Linked DNA regions of Homo sapiens: region 2 is linked to region 1. The links are chromatin loops, found by intact Hi-C in ENCODE. Cell type or tissue: PC-9. All regions are shown on one strand. Each heading gives the region's core, and the rest is flanking DNA. Links, peaks and the distances in the headings are about the cores only.

Region 1 (5,000 bases), core at 1-5,000:
ATTTTACTTTATAAAAGGCAATGAAAACTTGTCCAAAGTCTGTGAATGGTAAGAATTGTGTGAATGGTAGATACAGGAACCTGGCTGGAGGATTTATATCCATGGGATTTAGAAAGGGACAGGTGATTGCCTAGAAAGTGAGAGTAACATTAACTCAGCACCCTCATTTCCAGGAACATATCTCACCACCACCCAACAGACACATGTGTAGACGCTTATGCTTATGTATCTGTGCTCTATCCTTCTGCTGAAAACCCCACAACATTCTGAAAATGCTAATATGAATAATGCTGAAGTATGTATGATTTCCACAGAAGCCGAAGAACCCCATAGTATTGGTGAGGTGTGCCAGGGCAGGAGGGGGAAGCCATCTTCTGTGCTGAAGGGGGAAGGGTGGTGGGTGACTGCTTAGAGCGAAGAATCCCCCAACACAAAACTACTTGTCAGATGGGCCTATACTTGCCACAGATTCTGAACAGTGTAAACCGCCTTTCGTAGGTGTGAGTAGACTGCAGGGAGCAAAAATCACTAGATTTATAAAGACAATCAGCAGCTCAAAAGAGGAAGACAGAGATAATTTAATGGGATTTGTTAGGGGAAAAGAATGAGAGATGATGGATAGAAATAGGAGTGTAATATCTATATAAAAGAAACTCGAAGTCGAGAATGGACAGGATGAGTTTGATATAACAATTGGTGCTGGGGCAGTTGACTAAGATTTAAAAGAAATTTCGATTCTCACTTTACCCTAAAGACTAAAAAAAAAAAAAAATCACAGTTTTAAATATAAAAACAAACTGAACTATTCAAAAATTATAAAAATAATGAAAGTATTTGAACAGAATATAGGAAACTTATTTTATTATCTTTACTAAGAAGACCTTTCGTACTTACCAGTGCATCAAAACCAAAAGCATGAACGAAAAAGAGATTGGATTCAAATATTTGTGTAGCCCCATAAACCTCATTATAAAACAAAGCTGAAAGGCAAATAACAGACTAAGAAAAATATTTCAACGTACATGACAAGGGGTTATACCCCAATATAAAGAATTTGTACACATCAGTGAGAAGACAATTTCTTAATATAAAATTAAGCAAAGGACATGAGCAGGCAGCTGAGAAAAGAAATACAACTAGCCAAAAATGTACTGAACCAAATAAGTAATCAAATTAGAAAAAAGATGTCATTTGTTTTCCTATCAGATTGAGCAGGCAGGCGTCTTCACATACCGTTATTAGAAGTGTAAATCTGTACAGTCCTTATTTGGTACCATGTAAACATGCCTATGATTAGTGATTTAACTTATAGTAATTTATTATTAGAAAATAATAGAACAAAATAAATAAAAATGATTGTGCCAAGATTTTCATTGAAGTTTTTTATAGTAGCAAAAACAGTCCACAAATTAAAATAATTGTAAAGTATCCAAACAACACTAGTTTGTTTGGATATTTGGATATTTTATCATTTAAAATGACACAGATTTATATACTTTTCTATAGAAAGATCCCTAAGCTGTATTGTTAAATTTTTTTTAAAGTTAAAACTCTATTATCAATATGATTCTGTTTTTATGAATGCACAGAAAAAATCTAGAGGCCTCTTTACCAAAGAGTGGCTATCTTTTGGTGGTGGGGGAAAGAACGTGAGAAGGATGGGATGGTGGTATATTATCAGTGATTTTTTTACTGTCTATACTCTATTGTGTTATTTGAATTTTCAATAAGTAAGTACTGAACACGCAATACTTTCCTCATAGGAAATGAAACGATGTATTTCCCATTTTGGCTTTAAAGGGGGAACGTTCATGATAAGCCTCTGTGCTGAGGTGAAATTCCCTTCCTCCCATCACACGAATAATCCCTGTACCTAACTTCTACTTGTCTTCATTCAAGACTTACCTTAAATTTTACCTCCAGAGAATCCTCCGTCTCCTCAGATTAAATCAGATGTCCCTCCACTATGCTCTTGTCATTCTGTTTAATTATTATAATTGTTGCCTTAAACACTAAATTATGATCTTGAGGGCAAGAATTTCTTGAGAGACTTCATATTTAAGCAGAGAGCATAGAGCTCATGATAAGGGCTCAATGAATGTTTATTGAATGAAGGAAGGAAGAAGTGAATGAATGGATGTTTAAATGATGAAAAGCAGGCCCTGACTTGGGTCTGATTTGTTGTGAGCAGCCTACATAAATTGGGCAATCCAACCACTATGCTCCTCAAAGTTATCCTGTCTTTTGAGAGATACTTAAGATCCTCTTCATTACAGTTGGGTGTGCTGGAGATCACTTCTGCTACCTTTACGGATTCTGCAAGCTGGTTACTGGGGATTCTTGGGACTCTCTCCTCTGCAGTTCTGATCCTCCACCCCTTTAGTGATCCGGCATAGTATGTGGTAATAGGAAGACTCTTGCTGTCACTACTTCAGCCTTAGGAAAGGTGTGCTCCTCCCATTCCAGTTGGAACTCAGTGTGTGTGTGAAGCAATATTTACAGACAGTGTAAAGTTATGTTTGTATTCCTATATAATCACAGCTACAGGAGAACTAACATAACCCTAAATTTCATTCATAACACAATTTGTGTGTGTGACAAAATGTATTCTAAATGTTTTAAACTGCCATATAAATTCATGATACTCAACTTTTTTGTCTATGTGTATAAATTAGGGACTACATGTAAGATCAGTAGGCAAACTTAACTATGTTTTGGATTTAGAGAAAAAAGTTCTCTATTTTTCCAGCTTTTTTTTTTTGGTTGGGGGTAAACTGCTTACCTCACAATTTTAGGTTGGCATATTTTATTATAAATCTTACATCATTATATCTTTATAATGACTTTAGAGACTGATGCAAGGCAAGTATGATATAATAATGCAGGCAATTATGGCCCAGAACATATGAGTTATGTTTGATATGTTAGGTAATCACAAATAACAAGTATTTAGTATTTTGGTCATTTAAAAAATTAAATCTCTTACATTAGATGATGTACACATTTTCTTTTTCATGAGTACAGCAAGAAGTTTGCCACTAGAGGGCTCTTAATACCACATTTTAGTTCATTTAAATGTGTAATACTAATAATATTATAGGTATTGGGTAATACTGTCTTCCCAATTACTATATCATGCAAACTTTTTAGAAAAGCCTAATTTAAGTGTAGCACATTTGTGAGAAATTTTTTTTCTAATGAGAATTACCTTCAGAACTACATTAGTGATCTAAGGGGCATGCATTATAGTATGTGGGTCTTTGAACTTTTAAAAGTTAAAGTAGTCTCTGGCTTTAAGATAGTTTAAGCAAACATATACAGGATTTAACATAAATATTTTATTTTATTTTATTTTATTTTATTTTATTTTATTTTATTTTATTTTATTTTGAGAGGGAGTCTCGCTCTTTCGCCCAGGCCGGAGTGCAGTGGCGCTATCTCGGCTCACTGCAAGCTCTGCCTCCCAGGTTTATGCCATTCTTCTGCCTCAGCCTCCCAAGTAGCTGGGACTACAGGCACCCGCCCCCGCGCCCGGCTAATTTTTTGTATTTTTAGTACAGACGGGGTTTCACCGTGTTAGTCAGGATGGTCTCGATCTCCTGACCTTGTGCTCTGCCTGCCTTGGCCTCCCAAAGTGCTGGGATTACAGGCGTGAGCCACCGCGCCCGGCCCATATAAATATTTTATATATGTAATGTATATGTTATTGGCAAACATTTACCAAATACCTGCTATTGATAAGGGATTCAACACGCTCTTGTTTTTAATGAGCTAACAATCTTGTGGATTAGAAGAGTAACAGTTACCATATCTTCTAATATATGCAATGAGAGAGATTCTACATGGGGGTTAAGAGATCAAAATAGGCTGGGCGTGGTGTCTCATGCCTATAATCCCAGCACTTTGGGAGGCCGAGGCAGGGGGATCACCTGAGATCGGGAGTTTGAGACCAGCCTGACCAACATGGAGAAACCCCATCTCTACTAAAAATACAAAATTAGCCAGGTATGGTGGCAGGTACCTGTAATCCCAGCCACTCAAGAGGCTGAGGCAGGAGAATCACTTGAACCTGGGAGGCAGAGGTTGCGGTGAGCTGAGATCATGCCATTACACTCCAGCCTGGGCAGTAAGAGTGAAACTCCATGTCAAAAAAAAAAAATAAAAATAAAATAAAAATAAACCCAAAATAAAAACAAATGAACAGATTGGAAGTCTTCTCTCATGAGGTAACATGAGCTGAATCTTTTGGTGTAGCATGGAGAAGTTTAGATAGGAAGGAAAGGAAGTTATTCTGGTCAGAGGGAAAAGTATGGAGACATGAAATAGCCTTAGTAATTTGGGATGTTTTGTGATCATCGTGGATAAATTAAAAATCCATGGGAATAAGTTATATAAAAAACCTAGCATCAGAGCTCCTTAACATTCAACAACCTTTAATGTGCCACAAATGTATGTTTTCAGTGCATTTCCAGGTCATACCCTGGGAGTTGTTCTCATTTCCTTACTCACTTACTGAATATTTATCATACGCCTACCTCTATGTGGTAGGCACCATTCTGGCCCTCGGGAGGATGGCTAAAGAACAAATAAGGCTCCTTCTCTCATAATTTACATACAAGTTAGGAGAAATCAACAATAAATAAGAAAAAGTAGAAAATACCATATAGTAATCATTCATGCACCAAATTAAACAGGATTAAACTGGGAGTGACTTTACATTGGGTAGTTAGGGAGGGCCTGTTTGATGGGGTATTATTTAGCCGAGACCCAGATGACAAGAAGGAATCAGCTATTTAAAATGAAGGTAAAAATAGTCTTCAGGCACAATTATTGCAGAAGTCATAAAACAGAAGTGAGAAGGAAGGCCAGCGACTGATGTATGATGGGCAAGAAGCAAAGTGGTATGTAATAAAGTTGGAAAGGGAGGCAGAAGCCAGATAAAGTCAGGCTTTGCAGGCCAGAGTGAGAATTTAGGCTTTTATTGTAAATGTAGTGGGGAG
Region 2 (11,668 bases), core at 4,077-9,076, 280 kb after region 1:
TACCATGAGATAAGATTCTCATAAACCTTTTGTAGTCCTTTACAATTTTTTTTTGTTGTTGTTAAAGAGCAGATTAATGCTCTAAGAAAACCCTGTTGTGCTTTTATTCCAATGTTCTATTTATGGAAAAACTGAATAATACCCTTTAACTTTAGCTAATATTTTAACACACAGAATTTCTTTTACAAGATTAATTTTCACTGACCTCCCACAACTTACTCAAACCTTTAGCTTTATCCTATGTAACTTAAAACAGTCTTTTAACTCTGTAAACTAGGCAATAAGACCACATTCCCATGCCTTCTTATAATCTTTTACCAAAAACACATTCTATTTTCCTTACACGCCTTGCAGGTAACACTGTTTCTCTGGTAGCCTCAATTACATGTGCTACAATGTTAACTCTTAGCAACTTTTATATTTGGTGAAAAGTCTGATAAATAAGTGGTTTTAATTATGTACCAGGTGTGGAGCCTAGGACGCCAGACAGAAGTGCAGATAAGGTCTGAGTCTTTCCAGCATAGCTAGGGGGCATGGCCAACTCCACATGTCCCCAGGCCCTACCTAGAATCTAATGGCTCCAAAGCAGGTGAGTTGAACAATTATCAAGTTAAAGAAGCAGTTTATGGCATTGAAGCATTCAGCAAATCTAATTTAATCTGACCTAATTTAGACCAGATGTCTAAATTTTGAAGACATTTTTATTTTACCAATATATTTGATTCTCTTTATTTCCCAAAGATTATTAAAGTCCCATGAATTAAAAGGTGTTAAAGTTTTTATTTTTCTGACAAAATATTCAATTTAAGTGCTTATTTTTCAAGCCAATTAATTAGAGCTCTTTTCTATGCATATCACACATACAACACACAAAAATACACAGACAGAAGACCCAGTAGCTGTTAATTTTTTCATTTGCCAGCTTTTAAGAATCTTAATTGGATTACTGGCTTCAGGGTGGAGCAACGTGTGGGGACAGAGCCGGGAAAACATGCAGTTTCTGGGGCCTAATAAACAGGTGCAGTTAGAAGGCAAAACAGATTCCCCAAAATTACAGATCTCATTTTTATATTGGATTCTGGATCCCAAAAAGAGGGAATCAGCCCATCCCCTCTGGGAGTTTTGGAAGGTGTAGAAGAATGTTTCCATACCTTCTAGGTGGCCAAGAGCATGCTTCTCTGATCCAAACGTGCACAGAGTGGGGTATTCCCCTATAACTGCTATTAGCCTTCCCTTAAAGCATATTTCCTGCCTAGTTATTACACACCAAGGTTAAAAGCTCTCCCATAATGCAAAGTAATTTCTGATACCCCTACAAGTAAAAAACATTAGGTAACACAATGCAAATCAGAGCAATGCCTTGGATTTTGAGAGGGATTTGCTTGCCTTCAATTCCTGGGGTTCCATGAGGAAAACAGATTTTTCCCAAAATGGAGCCTGTGGTGCTCCCTCAGTTTTTTCTAAGGAAGCCCAGGCTGTTAGAAATGATCTTAGGTCCTCTCAATGTGGGCATCAAGAGTGGCAAGAAAACAAAATGAGAAAAACAATTCAGTTGACTGAGAAGAAAAAACTTTTATCTAGAAAAAAATCAATATAAAACCTGCCAGATAGATAGATAGATAGATAATCTTGGACATCACTTTTAATTAAGCTGACTTTTAACCAAATCTCTTATTATCAGACTCTAGCCAGGACAAACAGCTAATATTTCTGGCTTTTGAACTTTACCAAAAGTAACCTCCCAGGTGAAACCAATAAGCCTTAACTAAGGTTATGATTTAACCACAGGTGTGGGAGGTATTTTCAAAGAGGTGGTAAGCAGTTTTTACAAGATCTGGAACCTCCAAACATAGCTCAGAGAAAGGAAGATTCAAGACAGGGAGTCAGAAGTTGTTCATGAGGGGAAGATAATTAATAAATGGCAAAGGTCACATAGATATCAAACCAGAAAGGACTCATTCCCGAAGCTAGGAATTGAATCCAGGCCACCACTGTGAAATAGCAAAGCCTTAGTTACTGAGCTGCAGTACTGCACAGTCTCCATTGCTCCTCCGAGAAGGAGCCTAGAGCAGCCAATTTTGAGCTTGCAAAGGCTTTTAACTGCTCAAGATAATTTTTAGGACTAATTGACAGGAACCCCAAAATTCACACCCTCTGGATGGCAGAGATCAGGAGAAAGTACCCCCACGTGGTTACAAGGTCAAGCTTTCAAGGACATAAAACAAGACGAGAGGGAAACTTCATCCAGTTTTTGTTTCAGGGACCTGCAGAAAAGTTTGTAACTGACCAGTTTGCGGGCCAGCTTGAAGACCAGATTTGTAGGATTCCTAGGCCTGCATTCTATCCTGTGGCTAGCTAGGGCTGCCATAATAGAATATTACAGACTAGGCAGCTTCAACCACAGGTGTTTATTTTCTCACTGCTCCAAAGTCTAGAAGTCCAAGATGAGGGTGCCTGTAAAGCTGATTTCTGGTAAGAGCTCTCCTGGCTTGTAGATGGCCACCTTCTCCCTATGTCCTCTCTGGGCCTTTCCTCTATCTGGCCAAGGGAGCTATCTCTGGTGTCTTTTCCTCTTCTTATAAGGACAGCAGGCCTATGGATTAAGGCCTCACTTTCATGTCTTCATTTAAGTTTAATTACCTCTTTAAAGGCCCGATGTCCAAATACAGTCACACCGTGGGTTAGGATTTCAACATAGGAATTTTAGGGACACAATTCAACCCATAATAGGAGGGCATTGGAAGGAGAGTGTTCCAGGCAGAGGAAGTAGTGCAGTAGAGCATATGGAAGTAGGAAAGTGAGGAGCAATGGAAGGGGTTCAGTATGGTTTGAGCGTGGGGTGTGTAGAGGGTGAAGGCTATTTCACCCAGTGCAGTAAGCTCTATCATCCACACCGGGGTTTTACAGTGGGAGAAAGGAGGGTGTTTATTTGCAGGTCAAGAAGCAAACAGAATCAGGGAGCTCATGCTTAAGACCTGAACTCCACAGTGGCTTACATGTAAGGTGCAGAGGTTACAGGCAAAGGCATCAATCAACACATGGAAGCCATATATTGGTTTGGCCTAAAAAGGTGGGATATCCTGAAGTAGGGGCTTACAGGTTACAGGTAAATCCAAATATTTTCTGATTTGCACATTGTTTAAGGAAGGGGATATTTGTCTAAAGATGGGATCAGCAGGCCAGGTGTGGTGGCTCATGCTTGTAACCTCAGCACTTTGAAAGGCTGAAGAAGGAGGGTAACTTGAGGCCAGGATTTCAAGACCAGCCTAGTCAACATGGCAAGACTCTGTCTCTAAAAAAAATAAAAAAGAAAAAAAGAAAAAGAAAAAAAATAAAGATGGAATCAGCAGAAAGGAATGTTAGGTCTGGCCCATGGGCGGACTTCCTCCAGACTTCTCAGAAAGAAATTTAAGACAAAGAATGGTGCCAGGCGTGGTAGTTCACGCCTGTAATCCCAGCACTTTGGGAGGCTGAGGAGGGTGGATCACTTGAGGTCAGGGATTTGAGACCAGCCTGGCCAACATGGTGAAACCCCATCTCTACTAAAAATACAAAAACTAGCCGGGTGTGGTGGTGCACGCCTGTAATCCCAGCTCCTCAGGAGGCTGAGGCAGGAGAATCGCTTGAACCTGGGAGGTGGAGGTTGCAGTGAGCCAAGATTGCGCCACTGCACTCCACCCTGGGCAAGAGAGCGAGACTTGAGACTCCATCTAAAAAAACAAAATGGAAAACAAAGAATGGTGATAATTCAGTCCTCAATTCCTTTTCTTTTTTTTTTCTTTCTTTTTTTTTTTTTTTAACTGCTCCTGCGGAGCAGGGCTACCTCATAGCCAGTATGTCCAGAGTTGTCTCAGTTCCCTCGTTATCTGTGGTCTGGAGGATCCATATGATGGTGATCCAGGTTCTGAAAAACAACTCTGGAACATCTGTTAAGATGTTATCTTTAGTTTCTATAGGAAACCAAACATCTTCTGACTCTGACCTCCTTGGTGATTATTTTAAGCTACTGTTTCCCTTTTTGCTTATCGAGTTGCTCATTTACTTCTCAAGGCTAGCAGGATGACTGGACTTTCTCTTGAAGGAACTCAAGCTGTTCCTTTATTTTTATGCTCAGGGGCGGGGGGCACTCAGCAGGTCCCTAAGAGGTATCCCCGCTGTGTCTCACTATGGGTGAAGGCTCAGCGGGAAGAAAGCTAGATACCAGTTGGAACTCTCTTAAAGTAAGGAGATCTTGGGTACTTTATTAATATTTTTTTCAAGCTTTGGTAAAGTATGAAATAACTCTGGATTAAGAGGAGAAGAACTAGAACTTAATAACCATGACATTTGGGCAAATTGTTTGAAGCCTCAGTTTCCTCAACCTAAAAATAGGAATTATAACTTTTTGAATTGTTCTGTTGTATGAGATAATGACAGTGAAATATTTTGGAGCCAAAAAGCAATGCATACTATTGGGGGTTATTATTATTTTTTGATCTTTCAGCAAGCCAGCTATAGTAGCTTTTCCTATATAAACACAGTATGAATTCAGTGCCCTCGCTTTCCTGACCCTCACAGCATTCAAGCCCTGTATGGACCGCTGAGCTCTCCCTTGAAGCACCCCTTAGTCCAGTATTCTTTACTATTTTCCCCTTTAACAATTTAAACTTCTTTCAAAACAACTGGCAGTAGTTTTTTAAAAAAGAAAACAGGCTACTCTTCAAATTAAAAAAAAAATTGTCTTGCTTTAGGAAAAATGTTCTTCTGTCTTTTCCAATTATCTTATTTCTTCTGCCTCTCATCTGCCTTGCCTAGGCAGAATTATTCTCAAGCCTGCACATGCTGCTGTGCCTCTCTGGCTTCTAGGCCAAAACATAGGCTAATAGTACTCTTCTCAGCTCACTGAGCTCTTTCCTGCCGTCATTCAAATCACCTCTGAAATCCTGCCTTTTGATAAAGTAATTTCTGACTGATCAGAGGAAAGTGATGATTTTCTCTGTGACATGTCTTTTTATTTTCCATCACACTCAGTGTCTTGTCCTTCTATGCAACATATCCATGTATTTAAAAACCCTTGTATATGTATTTGCCATGTATTTGTGAGGTATAGCTCGTGAAGTAAAAAAAGTCTTTATTTTTTTAAACACATCATCATTTCAGCTTCAAAGTCAATGTGGTCTCTTGAGAAGTTAAATATGCTGCATTTGAAATTTTATGTTTCTCATTTTTCATGTTTTTTTTTAAAGCCCCTTTTAATTCCTCATGTATTTGAATATTCCAGGAAGCTAGTAGAGTAAAAAGCCAAAGTGTTAAAGTGTTTATAAGGAATGTGACTCATCGAAATTGACTCACACAATTCATCAGCTATTGTCATCCATATGTTCTCATTATTTATGTGGCTTTTGCTTTATTTAATCAGATGACTGAACTTATCATCGTGGGATTTTGCTTGTAGTTGTTTAATATTATATAATAAAATACTCTTGTGTGAAACAAGTTAATTGACTTTTTTTAATTAAAAAAAATTTATGTGAGAGTCAGGAGTTACATGTGCAAGTTTGTTACATGGGTATATGTTGTGATACAAAGATTTTAGCTTCTAAGGATCTCATTGCCCAAGTAGTGAACGTAGTACACTATAGGTAGTATTTCTAAACACTTTTCCCCTCCCCCTCTTTTGGAATCCCTAGTGTTTATTGTTCCCATCTTTGTGTCTATATGTACCTAATGCTTAGCTCTCACTTATAAGTGCGGACGTGTGATATTTTGGTTTTCTGTTTCTGTGTTAATTCATTTAGGATAGAGAGACTCCAGCTGCAGCTGTGTTGCTACAAATGACATGAGTTCATTCTTTTTTATGGCTGCATAGTATTCCATGGTTTATATGTATCACATTTTCTTTATTCAGTCCACCATTGATGGTCACCTGGGTTGATTCCATGTCTTTGTTGTTGTGGACAGGGCTGTGATAAACATATGAGTGCAGTTACCTTTTTTTGTATAACAGTTCATAATAAAATACTCTTAACAGTAGCACAGAATTTAGATTGCTTTTCAGGCTAGAAGGGATAATTGAAACATAGAAAAAAATAATGACTCCTAAGCATAGAAACAGACCCAATCATAAAGCTCTCTTCCTCTCTTTCTGCCTAGTGTTAGATCTTATTCATTGTCTTAAAGCACTGTGACCATTTTCAGTGAAATCACAGTTTTATTCATGAAAAGACAATGAATTGGTGTAAGTAATCATTTGAGGATGAAGGTGACTAGTCTGTGATCAACACCAGTACTTGAAGTACTTGTAAAACATGAATTGACCTTGGTTAAATTGCAGAAAATAAAGTATTAGTATACATAAACACATTTTCTCTCAGCATTGAAAAGTTATAGTCTATAATTTACCTGCTTGCTAAGAATAAAAATATTACTTAGAGGTTTATCAAGACCTTTTTTCTACAAATGGATTTAATGTACAGAATTATTCCATTTTCTATCTGTGCTCTGTATACTACCACCTAGTGGAATAAAATGCAAATTTACCTGTCAAAATCAGGAGAAGAAAATGAACCAGGGGAAATTTATTTCAGGAAAAAATTTTCATAACACGTTATTGTTACTTCTTTTAGTATAATGTAGTTTGCATAAAATACATTAGTTTGGAGTGAAAAAAGTCCCAGCCATTTTTGTGATAGCTATTAAAATGCTATTAGTTTGTCCACAAATAAGCTATTCTATTCAGAAACTTAGAAGCTAGGTAAATTATTGAGATGATGCCAGCATATTATATCTCTAAATTATGTTAAGAAGCTTCTCTAAATTCCTCATCACTAGGGTGTATTAGTCCATTTTCACACTGCTATAAAGAACTACCTGAGACTGGGTAATTTATGAAGAAAAGAGGTTTAATTGACTCACAGTTCTGCAGGCTTAACAGGAAGCATGACTGGGAGACCTCAGGAAACATACAGTGGAAGAAGGTGAAAGGGAAGCAAGGACCTTCTCATGGCAGCAGGAGAGGGAGAGCACAGGGGAAGTGCCACACACTTTTAAACCATCAGATCTCAGGAGAACTCACTCACTCTCACAAGCACAGCAGGGAGGAAATTCACCCCCACGATCCTATCATCTCACACTGGGCCCCTCCTCCAATTTGACATGAGATATGGGCAGGGACACAAATCCAAACCGTATCATAGGATTTGTTAAAAAAATCTAACATGTTCTGCTTCAAGGCACCCATGAAATGAAGGTGTCATTTCTTAACTGAGAGGTTAAATAAAAGTGCAGAGATAAGATGGTTAAGTTTTATCGTAGCTGGGAAGAAAAGCGGGTGTGTGTATTATGCTTAGGTTTTTCCTCCCAAACAATGAAACCCAAAAAGGCAAATGAAGCTTTAAGGCGCTTTATCCTTTACTGGTAGGATGGTCCTCCTTTAATCTTCAGTCTCTGTTAAAGAACAAACACAAGCTAACAATCAAAACCTGTTGTTGCTTGCTGACGGATTTCTCTAACATAGTCTTCCATCAACCATCATAGGTTTGTTGTGGCCACCCAGGCCCTTTGGTCGTCATGTTCCCATGGAATGCTAATGAAATTACCTTCCCATTTCCTAAGGTGACATGCCTTTCAGATGGCATTGGTGTGTGCTTGTGTAAACACATTTTTTTGTGCTCATGAATATTTTACCTGCCTGATTTTGGTGATCTGAGTGTTGAGCAGTGGGTGAGGGATGGTGGGGCAATGGGTAGTAAGGGGAAGTTTAATTGAAGTTCAGATAAAAATATCCCTCCAGAAACATTACAAAGCCACAAAATCAGCTGAAGTTGAGTCTTCTATTGTAAAGATTCTCTTTCTTCTCCTGACAGATCCCCATTCCTATCCAGGTAGACCAGGCTCTAGTGAAGATTGGACACAAGTGGTTTATATCCCGAAGCTCTTAACCTAAGAGTCCTGCCTTGTTTTTTTACTTCATGTGGTCTTATATTGCTGAGGATAGCCCAGTGATCATTTCTACCTTAATATGTAGCCTTCAAAACGTTGGGTCTCTCAGTTTTCTTCCTTAATAAACAATGAACCCTAATTATTTATAACTGCTCTTGTGATGGAGGAATTGGCATGATTTTGCATTGTGGGCTTCTGGCTTTACAGTGTTTGTGGGAAAGATGGTCTTCTATCTTTGTTATTTATAAGTCATTCATTCCCTGTTTTTTTGAAGATATTGTTAAATAAAAAAACTTCAGCTGAATTAAATTTAAAAGTTTTTAATTGAGCAAAGAACCATTCTCAATTCGGGCAGCCTTCCCATCCAGAGTAGTCCCTGTGACTTCAGTGCAGCCACATGGTGGAAGAGGATTTATGGACAGAGGAAGGAAAGTGACATACAGGAAACAGAAAAGAGATTCAGAAACAGCTGAATTGGTTATAACTCAGCGTTTGCCTTATTTGAACATGGTTTGAACAGTTGGCCACGTTTGATTGGCCAAAACTCAGTAATTGGCACAAGAGTAGGCTACCATCTGTTTATAATGTCCACTTAGGTTATAGTTCATGATGTGCAAAGAAACCTTTAAGCTGAGCTTAAAATGTAATGAGGCAGCTGTAGGCTAAACTTGATTTAACAGTACTTATCCCTCTGTTGAAATTGCACTCTTGCTACCTGCTAGTTGATGTGGGCAGGTGTGCTAATGACACATTCGCCTGCACCTACCACCTGCTGAAGACCCTGCCATGTCCTGAAGCAGTCACTTAGGCTATGAAACAGAAGGATGAGTTAGAGAAGTAAATATTATATTTTACCCCCCAAAGCCTAAAACCATGTCTAGGTTCTCCCCTTTCTCAATTCCCAATCATGCAACCTTGAAAGGTGTTATATAGATAGTTGTTAGAAATATGTCTGTCCTCCAAAACCCTACTAACACGCAAAAATGGACAAATCTAGCTTTTTTGCTAAAATCCTAACAACTCAGAAAGCAAAGCAAAATGAAATGTATGTACTCCATTCTCAGGATTTCCTTCTTAAAAACCACTAGGCTTTGTGTAACTCAATTTTAAAAGTATGGTAATAGCTCCTGTAATTCGATGGCTTCTTCTGGGAGACAGATATAAATCTATTCTAGACTTTAAGACTGGTGTCCACATTTTAAGTTACAGTTGTATGTACTTCTACTTTGTTGCAGCCTTCTCTTGGAGTCAAGAAGCCTACCAAAGCCCTGCTCTTTGTACTCTTGAGCCCAGTGGGACCTTATTTTTCAAGTGGAACCTTTAATCCAGTGTCCCTGTGGGCCAATCCCAAGTATGTAAGAGCCTGGAAAGGTGGAACTGGGGACTGCAAGATGGGAGGGTAAGTAAATCTGTGTCTCTGTCTAAAGGAAAGACACCTTCATGACCATTTAGTTAGTGCCATTTCACTTCAGTATGAACACATATAATACTTTTCAAACTTTAATGCTCATTGTGTTTCATGGTTAATTTTCAGTTTAATCTTTCAGCAAGCCAGCTGTAGTAGCTTTTCCTATATAAACGCAGTATGAATTCAGTGCCCTCGCTTTTAGATGTGCTAGTTTAAAGGATAGCCCATGGCCCTTTGTAAGGGAGAAACACTGGATATGATATCTAGGGAAGAACTGAAGTAAGAAACTACAACAAGCATCACATCGGTGCTTTGGATAAACTTCCCCTGGGCGCTGGTCTCTGGCTGCAGGCTGACGGCTGGCATTAAAAAGCATCTGGTCCTGGGACCCAGGCTCTCAGTTGGCTCCAGGGAGTCATGTCTGGGGAAGGTGCCCGCTTCACTGAAGTGCTGTCTTCATTGCCACAGATTGTGGCCACACCTGCTGCCAACTGGCTGCGGGACAGCCCTGCTTTGGCTCTGTCAGGCCAGTCTCATAGGCCATATGTAGCTGGCAGGAAATAAAAGAGCATTTGAAAAGTGTTGGACGATTTCAGGGGTGGACTTGGCCATGAGTTGGGAATGCCCCTATGGGTGAACGAGAATAACTGGTTTAAGCAGCATGGGTTCTTGCTTTGCATGTATCAAATGGTGCTGTTTGCATACTCAGGGCAGCAGCTGTCCTAGAAGGTGACTCCATGGCAGTCTTGTGGGCCCTGGTAGGACATTTAGGTCCAGGAGGCAGGGGAGAGTCACATGACGTGCTGCTGGGGTATTAGAGGCAATGACCACTGGCTTTGACCCCTCTGTAGTCTTGCTGTATTTCCTTTTTCTTTTCTCTCCTCACCTACCCAAATTAAAAAAGAACGGTTATAAAAGTCATCCCCACTGGCAACTTTAGCAACTGCATTCCCTCAATGGGTAGAGAAATCCAAATGGAGTGCATTAAAACTAGGAAGTCTATTCTCCTTCTGGCTTAGAGCACACCTTCCTGTGTCCTAGGCTAGCCAGGTTGAAAACTCCTTTTTTTGACTCTTGATTTCTTTTTTTACTGGTTCAAACTTCTTCGCAGAGCATGTGCCTATGTACCACTGCATACCATATATATACCATATATAGAGAGTAAATAAACAGTCTTGATGAAAAGTAATAAGGAAAAAGTTTCCCTGTTTAAAATATTGCTTTCTAGCTCCCCGACCTGTTTAGGAAAAAGATAACCTGGGGACACAGAAATTGCAGGGCAATCTTTATTAACCGGTATTTGGGCAGGTTGTAATTTATTTTGTAAACAATGATTTAATGCACTATTGCAGAATACATGATCACTGTAGGCCAGTTAAAAATTAATGTTTTCAGTACCACACAGAGTGAACCCTAATGTAAACTGTGGACTTGTGGACCACACTAATGCAAGATGATAATAAGAAGAAAAACTGAGAGGGTGTTCGGGAAGGGGTATAATAGGGGAATTCTGTTACCTTTTGCTCAATTTCTCTGTGAATCTAAAAGTACTCTAAAATAATAAAATCTATTATAAAAATATTTGATTCATTAGGCTCAGGTGGACTATGATCCATGGAAATTGACTTGAAATCTCTTAGGAAAGGAAGAGACCGGAGAAGAAAGTATTGAACTCATAAATTAAAAATGGCAAGAGGGAAGGTGGTAACCAAAAGGATGGGCATTTAACCTATATGCCTATCACTTCCAAAAAGTTCTAGGGCCGTCTCCTCCTATGCTTCTGACCTGGAGAGGTACAAGGGGAACAAAATATTCCGCATTTAATATTATCCTGTTGAGTTGGCAAAGACATTTGGAGTCAACTTTAGTTTTGTGTATTATTACATCTGTAAACCTAATTAAGTCAACAGTTACCCTTGACACCTGTAGTCAACTGGTATTATTAAATAACTATTGAGTCTCATAAAGTCAAGAACTTTCTGCTTTCTATCTAAGTGAATCTAGGGCAGAGACTGAGCATCAGGATTCTTTAGCATGCAGCCAAGCTTGAGAAGCACTGAGCTAGAGAAAGGTCTTGCACTGTAGAAACAGCTTTAGTTCCAGGTGATTCCTTGGTTAATTTGGGAGGAATAAGGCTTTCTGTCACTCTCTCTCTCTTTCTCTCTTTTTCTCTCTCTCTTGCACATGCACACGTGCACACACACACACAAATTATCTCTCTTAGTTTTTTCTTTTTTCCTTGCATTCTGATTCTGCATTTAAGAGTACAAGCTTTGAAGTCAGAAAGACCTGGCTTAAAAACCTAACTGTCATAATGGTGCGTAAATGTCGTTATAGATT

The links. Peaks named below come from ENCODE experiments on the same cell type or tissue, not always from the same donor. Only the 100,000 strongest peaks of a DNase experiment are listed, where the experiment ranks them.
Region 2: a loop joins it to region 1, with 20 times the contacts of the local background. A loop is called at or near these places in 20 of 110 quality-filtered maps.

What each region holds. Positions count from the first base shown.
Region 1 is chr12:25,128,927-25,133,926 of GRCh38, reverse strand. All of the region lies in intron 9 of DNAI7 (dynein axonemal intermediate chain 7), which reads left to right. Among named protein-coding and RNA genes, the nearest start is that of DNAI7, 64 kb to the left of the region's middle. In PC-9, for the core only: CTCF peaks have their summits at 2,841 and 3,040 (motif pointing right); no DNase peak of the experiment used is centred there.
Region 2 is chr12:24,847,437-24,859,104 of GRCh38, reverse strand. It overlaps BCAT1 (branched chain amino acid transaminase 1), which reads left to right. Exons shown (of 11, transcript NM_005504.7): 6 at 9,156-9,319. Among named protein-coding and RNA genes, the nearest start is that of BCAT1-AS1, 33 kb to the right of the region's middle. In PC-9, for the core only: a CTCF peak has its summit at 6,445 (motif pointing left); a DNase peak (open chromatin) is centred at 5,334; H3K27ac peaks cover 987 bases.